Linked DNA regions of Homo sapiens: region 2 is linked to region 1. The links are chromatin contacts, found by Hi-C or POLR2A ChIA-PET in ENCODE. All regions are on one chromosome and are shown on one strand. The core of a region is the stretch at or near the end of the contact, and the rest is flanking DNA. Distances in the headings are between cores, read along the strand shown.

Evidence for each region. A loop is a pair of places that touch in the nucleus more often than their neighbours do. ChIA-PET counts read pairs that join two places held with the same protein, here RNA polymerase II (POLR2A). Pooled maps may share reads with other maps.
Region 2: a loop to region 1 is called in a map of OCI-LY7, with 5 times the contacts of the local background. The contact joins the promoter of FUNDC2 here to the promoter of DKC1 in region 1. A Hi-C loop is called at or near these places in 4 of 168 maps with a recorded cell type or tissue (OCI-LY7, naive thymus-derived CD4-positive, alpha-beta T cell and posterior vena cava), 8 of 37 single-sample maps with no recorded cell type and 14 of 50 pooled maps. POLR2A ChIA-PET finds 5 or more read pairs at or near these places in 2 of 52 experiments (Panc1 and activated CD8-positive, alpha-beta memory T cell).

Annotation. Positions count from the first base shown.
Region 1 is chrX:154,760,493-154,764,751 of GRCh38, forward strand. It overlaps DKC1 (dyskerin pseudouridine synthase 1), which reads left to right and starts at 2,372. Exons shown (of 15, transcript NM_001363.5): 1 at 2,372-2,489. The coding sequence starts at 2,474. RefSeq lists enhancers at 1,993-2,052, 2,803-2,902 and a silencer at 2,153-2,452.
Region 2 is chrX:155,025,186-155,029,514 of GRCh38, forward strand. FUNDC2 (FUN14 domain containing 2) reads left to right here and starts at 1,659. Exons shown (of 5, transcript NM_023934.4): 1 at 1,659-1,886. The coding sequence starts at 1,754. RefSeq lists silencers at 1,480-1,569, 1,840-2,159 and an enhancer at 2,337-3,240.

The DNA.
Region 1 (4,259 bases), core at 1,122-3,621:
TTATCACCTCAAAAAGAAACTCTGTGCCCATTAGCAGTCATTCCCCATGTTCCCCTAAATTCCTAGGCCAAGGCTACCACTAATCTGCTTTTTGTCTCTAGATTTGCCTAGTCTGGATATTTCCTATAAATGGAATCACACAAAATGTGGCCTTTGGTGAATGGCTTCTTTCACTCAGCATAATGCTTTCAATGTTGTATCCATGTTGTAGCATGGATCAGTACTTCATCCCTTTTTACGGCTCCATTGTATGAATAGACCACATTTTGTTTATCTATTCATCTGTTCATTTTGGTTGTTTCTACCTTTTGGCTATTGTGAACAGTTCTTCTATGAACATATGTGTACAACCATCTATCTAAAAATCCATTTTCGATTCTCTTGGGTCTATACCTAGGAGTAGAATTGGTGAGTCATATGGTAACTCTGTGTTTAACCTTTCAAGGAATTGCCAGACCATTTTCTAAAGTGGCTGCATCATTGTACTTGATGGTACTCATGGTTTGGTCAGACAACACCCAGTTTATCATGGGCAGGTCAGGTCTTAAGACCACATGTATCACAGTCATTCCGTTTCAGTAAATAATTACAGCAAGCCAGGAGCTTTTCCTCCTGGCAAATTATTATTTTTTGTGTGTGGAGGTCTTAGCTTTAAGTTTATTTCAAATTCCAGAGGGCTGAACTGTGAGTCTCTTATTAAAGCTTGGAAAAGGCTCTGTGTAGCATCCTAATGGGGTATGCCATCTCCAGAAAATGGCCCACTGAGTGTCATGCTTCTTTTTTAGCAAGCAGAGGGTTCCAAGTAAGGCAACTTGTCTTTCTCTTTGGAGGGACCGTCTCAACATGCCTCAGCCCACTGCATGCCCAGGAAGTTCACTGAGGTATCACCTCCCTGAATTTTCAAGGGGCTTCTCTCTCACCTTGTGGTGAAATATTTGCCACTTCCTATGCATCAGGTCCACTCAGCATGATGTCTTGGGGTACAGTGAGATGATCAAATCAGTTCCCAGGGACTCAATTATGATAATGTGCCAGAGGCTTCCTTTGTTCTTTCCTTCCATTATCACCCTCAGTCCTTGAGTCAGGAAGCCCCTCTGGGAATTTATCCAGCTACCAATTGTGTTTATTACAAGTATGGATTCAAGAACCGGGGAAAGAGCCACAGGGTGGCTGATAGTGAAAGGGACGTGGGCTGACTCCACTTCTGACCATTGGACCAAGTGGCATTCTACTTCCCCAGTGATTCACACGGGCTAGTGCAAGCCCCTGGTAAATGGCCACGGGTCCCACGAGAAGGGAGGAGGCAGGCTGAAAGTACACACTTGTAGCGTTACATGTGCCTGGCCTCACCTTTACAGGCTCACCTCACGGGCTCTGGCCTGTGGACTGACTAGATCTGGGAATTAGATGAGGCACCATGATTTTCCATTGTGGTGATTCAAGGCAGAATGCCTTTAGCCAGACCTAGAGTTACCGGGGTTATACAGATCATGATGGCTTACTACAGGACACTGTGATCAATTAGACACCACCAAAGATCCCTGGGGAGAAATCAGTTTGGTTCCAGCTTCCAGCCCTGCTGCCTATCATGATACCCAGGCTCATCCTGTTTCTATGAGATTTAGTGCCAGTGCTTTGTCTCTGCTGTTTGGCGTGAAGCCCGGTCGTAGAGTTCAAATTGAGGTGTGCTGTGAGCATAAACGCACACACCGGAAAGTCTTTGCGGGGACAAAAAAAAAAAACCAATGTAAAATACCCCATTCATACTGTTGTGTTTTGCCTATATGTGGAAATGATAATATTTCGGATACGCTGGGTTAAAAAAATTCATTATAAATCATTTTCACCTTTTTCTTTTTACTCTTCTTTCATGTTGCTGCTGGAAAATTTAAAAGTCAACATGTGGCACGCACACTACTCCTATTGGCCATCTGCTCTAGCTGGATGGGAACTGCAAGCAGCAAAGGCCTTTCAACCTCTCCGAGCTTCAACATGTTCACTTATGCATCAGGACTGATCCAACAGCAACCTGAAAGGGTCGGTGTGAGAAAGCAAAGAAAGAGGTACTGTTTACGGAGCGTTCAGCCGTGAGCCCAGGCGCAGGCGCGGAGCTAAACCCGGAGGTGAAGCAACTACAGCTGGGGCCACGCCCACAGACTCCGGGCTGTCGGGGCGGGCGGCACTCGCGCTTCCAGCCTGGGCCAACCAGGCTGCTTGAGGCTCGAAGCGCATGCGCGGTCTCGCCCTCCGTACTGGCCGAGCCAGCAAATCGCATTGCGCAGACGACCAGCGGGCGCCTCGGATTCCGCCCCCGGGATGGCCCCGCCTCCTCCCGCCCCGCGGCAAGGCACGCACAGGGCAGTGCGCGGGTGGGTGGGTCCTAGCAGCGCGGCCTGACGGGACCAAGGCGGCGGGAGTCTGCGGTCGTTCCCTCGGCTGTGGACCGGGCGGCACGCACGCGGTGCAGGGTAACATGGCGGATGCGGAAGGTAAGGGCTGCAGGCTTCCGGGCCGTGCTAACTCCGGGCGACTCGGGGAACGGGGGTGGGGGGATGGTATCGGGGCCCGCGCACGCCTCCCTCTGGTTCCCGCCGGCGTGTCGGCCTCTTCACCGCCCGGCCTTAAGCCGGCCTTGTCTCTCGGCCCTGGCTCCGTGGCAAGGGCGCGAGAGTGGGAGCCCCTCGCGGTGACTTGGCATGATGGGGCTCGGCCCTCTCACCTCCCTGGGGTCCGGGTCGCCGTCGAAAGACATCTGCCGTGCTGCCCACCCCGCGGTGGCGTGGGACGTGGCAGTGTCTGTGCTGCTGCCAGCCCGGACGCCGCCGTTACAGCTCCATGCGACTAGGGGAGCAAGGGTAGTGGAAACGGGCCGAGAAGAAAAGGAGCGGAGGGACCCCGGAGCAGGGATAGAGCTCCGAGTTGCAAGAAAGTTCTAGAGGCCACAAGCCCGCGGGGACAGTCGAGTGGTCGCTTATGGAACTTTCCGGCCCCCTGCGTGAGCGCTTCTGTGGGATGTTTAAGCTCTGCCATAGCCACGTGGTGAACCGGAAGGGAAGCCGACACGTGCAGTAGCCTACAGTCAGTTACCCAGCCATGGGACCCATACATTTGGCCTTACACACCTTGTTTTCTCGCTTACCTACGGATATACGTTCTAAGAAATGGGTCGTTAGGCGATTTCATCATTGTGTGAACATCAGAGGGCTCTTACACAAACCTAGGTGGCATAGGCTACTACACACCTAGGCTGTATATGGTGTAGCGTATGGCTCCTAGGCTTCAAACCTGGACAGCATGGTATTGTGCGGAATGCTGTAGGCAGTTGGGACACAGCGTCGAGAGTTTGTGTACTTAAACATGTCTAAGCAGAAAAAGGACAGTAAAAATATAGCACAGGGCCGGGCGCGGTGGCTCAGGCCTGTGATCCCAGCCCAGGCTGGCGGATCACCTGCGGTCAGGAGTTCAAGACCAGCCTGGCCAACATGGTGAAACCCCGTCTCTACTAAAAATACAAAAAATTTAGGTGGGCGTGGTGGTATACGCCTGTAATCCCAGCTACTCGGGAGGCTGAGGCAGGAGAATTGCTTGAACCTGGAGAAGGAGGTTGCAGTGAGCCGAGTTTCTGCCACTGCACTCCAGCCTGGGGAAAGAGTGTGACCGTCTCAAAAAAAAAAAATTATATATATATATAAATATGTGTGTGTATATATGTATATTATATATGTATGTATTATATGTATGTATATTATATATATATAGTACACAAGGTTATAAGTGGTGCACCCGTAGAGGAGGGCACTTACCATGAATGGAGCTTGCTGAGCTGGAAGTTGCCCTGGTTGAGTCGGTGACTGAATGTGAAGGCCTCAGACATTACACTACTGGAGACTTTATAATCTGTACACCTAGGCTACACTAAATTTATAAAAATATATTTTTCTTCAGAATAAATCAACCTTAGCTTACTGTAACTTTATAAACTTTTTACTTCGACTGTTGTAATAATACTTAGCTTAAAACAAACACATTATTTAGCTGTACGTAAATATTTTCTCTGCTTATCTCCTTATTTATAAGTTTTCTATTTTAAAATTTTTTAATTTTTTTCTTAAAAAATTTTTTTTTGTTAACTAAGACACAAACACAGCACACACAGTAGCCTTGACCTACACAGGGTCAGGATCATCAAGACATCACTAGGAGATAGGAATTTTTCAGCTCTGTTATAATCTTATGGGGGCCACCATCACATACGCAGT
Region 2 (4,329 bases), core at 409-2,908, 260 kb after region 1:
GTGGGAATGTTAATCAGGAATGAAATACAATTTAAAAATTAACAAAGTAATGAGTCAGAGGCTATATTGATAGAAGCACTTTTTAAGGAATAGCATTCCCTGGCCCAAGGGCTTAGTTGATTGAAAATTTTATCTATTATTGCTAAATTTTAAATCAAAATATGGCCGGGCACGGTGGCTCACACCTGTAATCCCAGCACTTTGGGAGGCTGAGGCGGGCAGATCACGAGGTCAGGAGATCTAGACCATCCTAGCTAACAAGATGAAACTCCTCCTCTACTAAAAATACAAAAAATTAGCCGGGCATGGTGGCACGTGCCTGTAGTCCCAGCTACTTGGGAGGCTGAGGCAGGAGAATCGCTTGAACCCGGGAGGTGGAGCTTGCAGTGAGCCGAGATCGCGCCACTGCACTCCAGCCTGGGCAACAAGAGCGAGACTCTGTCTCAAAAATAAAATAAATAAATAAATAAATAAATAATCAAAATAGACCCCATTACCAAATTTTCATGTTTTCAAGGATTCTCTAAAACCTACAATATTATCAATTACATATTCACAAATAATTACTGAATACAATATGGTATGTGGTAAAGTACAAAGGAGTACTGTGGCCATTTGTGATAAATAGAAATCAAATTGGAAATCTTCATAGATAACGTATTTTTTCTTTTTTTTTTGGAGACGCAGTCTCACTCTGTCGCCCAGGCTGGAGTGCAGTGTCGCGATCTCGGCTCACTGCAAGCTCCGCCTCCCGGGTTCACGCCATTCTCCTGCCTCAGCCTCCCGAGTAGCTGGGACTACAGGCGGCCGCCACCATGCCCGGCTAATTTTTTGTATTTTTAGTAGAGACGGGGTTTCACCATGTTAGCCAGGATGGCCTCGATCTCCTGACCGCGTGATCCGCCCGCCTCGGCCTCCGAAACTGCTGAAATTACAGGCGTGAGCCACCGCGCCCGGCCAGATAAGGTATATTTTTATTCCTTTTATTTTTACTCAACTCCTATGGTGCCACAAAATCCTATATTAAGCAGTATAATTGAAAAGAAAAAGAAAACAATAGCACAATGATTATAAAGAAAATAGCCTGAGTTAACTTCATTTGTGTCACTCCTAAAGCAGTGGATCAGATGTCAATGTTTATTATCATTCACTAATTACATTTATGAATAATTTTTAAAAGTAAAGGAAAAGACTGGCTGTTTTAACTAACATAATAGAAACTGTTGCTGGATTTTCTGTTGAAGGTATATTTTGAAGTGAGTTTTATTAAGTATAACTCGCATGTAAAATTCAAAAGAAAAATTAAATACATAAATAAAATGTGTCTTCCTCCACTAAAAGAGTAGGACACATCGCAGAAGCCGATAAATATTTGTTCAATGTTTACATGAACAAACACGGTCACTCAGCCGTCTTTATTTTCAGTGAGTCATAGGTAAAATATTCTTCACCAGGCGAGGATTGAGTCGCAGTCGCGTCAGGAACTCGCCTCCAGGTACTGAGCGAGCGAGCCCCGACGGCCGCGGTGGGTGGAGGGGGGAAAGTGGGGGAGAGTGGGGCGGGAGTAGAGGGAGAGCGAGGGAGGGAGCCTCACCCCCGGGACGCTTTCTGCGCACGCGCATCTCGGTGCATCTGTTGGGCGGGACCGCGGGGCCTGTGACACCGCACGCTGAGCTCTGTGATGTAGCCGCTTGCGGAGACTGCAAGCAGCCGCGGCGCGCCCGGCCCTCCCTCTTCCGCTGCCGCCGTGGGAATGGAAACATCTGCCCCACGTGCCGGAAGCCAAGTGGTGGCGACAACTGCGCGCCACTCCGCGGCCTACCGCGCAGATCCTCTACGTGTGTCCTCGCGAGACAAGCTCACCGAAATGGCCGCGTCCAGTCAAGGTAAGGGCGGGCGCGCGCGCGGCCGGCGCCGCGGGGAGCCGCCTTCCTGGGCTCCGGAAGGGGAAGGGCTCCGCGCCCGCCAGTCGCGACCGAGCTCCCCGGGGAGTCCAAGCGGCGCGGGGACGGGGAGGGCGCTCGGGGATCGCCCCTGGCTCAGCCGCTCCCAGGGTCCGGCCAAGGTCACGCGCGTGTCTGGGGCCTAACCACCCTGGGGTGTCGTCTCCAGTGGAGCTCACCCAGCCTTCCGGCGCCGCCCCCGGCGCAGAAGCCCGAAGACATTCTGTCCCCGTTCTCGGAAGCGGTCTGGCTTCTTTGTCCCTTTGGACGTTCATCTCAAATGCCTCGTGGCGTCATTCTGTGTACAAGGCACCTCCCCAACTGCTTTATTGTTGGTTTTGAAAAACTAGCACATATGGGATGGTACTTAGGAATAGCCTTCTGTTTAGTCGGCATAGTCAAAGATTCCGTGTAATTCGCAGTGGAGCACGTCTTTAAGTTATGCGTCTTACCCTATTTTGAATGTTTAGGTTGTATTTAATTTAGTACTGACTCACGGGATCCCATTGCTAAACAGAGCCATCATTGAAAACTCAATCATATAAACGTAAAATTACGTAAATTATGTTAAAAACAAAGGCAGTGAAAATACTAAAAACTCATCACTTTTATTATTTACCATGTTTTATTGTTACTTTACTTTTGAGGTTATTTATACATCTATTGTATCTTTGTGGAGGAGATACTATACTATGGTGCTCTACTGTGCGTCTCTTCCCATCTCTGGGTTCAGTAGTTTCACAATTCAGTAATGTCATGCTCACGATGAATGAATACGCAATGGAAATTGGCTACACTACAAATCAGCCCTTGCCTAAAGCCGACTGTTAAGCATTTCACCAGCACGCCGCTAAATTTTAGATGACTCTGGGAAGGTGGAATGTGCAATGTGATAATTATGTATTTTCCTGCAGAGCAGACTGCTCTTATAGACTTTTATAAGAGCAGACTGCTCTTATAGACTTTTATAAGAGCAGACTGCTCTTATAGGTTGATCAGGTATTTGCACCTAGGAAATTGTTGTGAGAAATTTTGAGGTTAAGATGAGTTTCAATTGTTATCACAGTGATGATCACATAATAACTGTGATCATTGATTTTGTGGGCTCATAAACGAAGCTATTGGCTGACTTTTGTCTGTCATAGTGCTTAGCAGTGTTTGACCAATGACTGACCAAATATCTCGCATTTAATCTACCTTCCCCCCTACTCCCTTTTTTAGGGACTAGATCTGTCATTCAGGCTACAGCACAGTGGCACAATCATAGCTCACTGCAGCCCCAGTGGAGCCACCTGTTGATCTAAGGGGCTTGGTCAAATTACGTTAAAACTGTAATGTTTTGTTGTTACATTAGAAAAATAAATTATTTAACTACTTGAGAGGCCATGGAGTACCCAGGTACTCAGACATCCATATTTTGTTCTGCTAAATGGGCGTCTGTGATGTATCCTGAATGAATTCTTGAATTATATTTTGTGTATGGTTTAAGGTAGAGGTTGAGAGTAGTTTTTTTTGAAACACAAATATATAGTAGTTCTAACATCATTTGTTGTTTCCTTCATTGAGTTACCTTGGTGCTAAGTTATTAAAAATCAAATGACTATATGTGTGGATCTATTTCTGGATTCTGGATTCTCTTCCATTGCTATATTTGGGTATCCTTGGGTCAGTTTGACAGTGTTGAATGTCATTGCTTTATAAGCCTTGAAATTAAGATAGTTGTATATTATACTGTAGCTTTATAATGAGCCTTGAAATTCCTTGAACCCTCCTCTTTCCCTTGCCCGCCTCCGCCCCCAGGATTATTGTGGCAGTTTGTATTTTCCTGATTGCAGCAATATTTTCCATTCCTTATGGTCTTTTTCCTAGTGACTTTGACACTCCTCCCACCCAGGGGTGGGATCTATATTCCCTCTTCATGAATCTGGATGGGAGTTTGTGACTGACTGCCTGTTCCTACAGAATGCAGTGGAAGTTAACACTGCATTTGCTCTCTCCCTTTCTTGGGACTTTCACCTCCTGAACTCAGCTCCTATGCTGTAAGGAAGCCTAGACTGACTCACATAGAGTAGCAGCCTATCTATCTGTGTGAGTGTAGAGTCTTCAGACCCAGCCTGTAAGTCTTCTGGCTAAAGCCTCAGACATGAAACAAAGACAAACCACAGTGCTGTGGCTGAATTCCTGATCCACAAAATCTGAGAGCATAATATATGATTGTTTTGCTTCATGAAGTTTTGGAGTAATTTGTAGTACAGCCGAAGTAACTGGAACACTGCTGGGTTTTTTTGTATCTTCATATGAATTTTAGAACCAGTTTGTCAATTACATAAAAACCTACTTTTTTGCCGGGCGTGGTGGCTCACTCCTGTAATCCCAGCACTTTGGG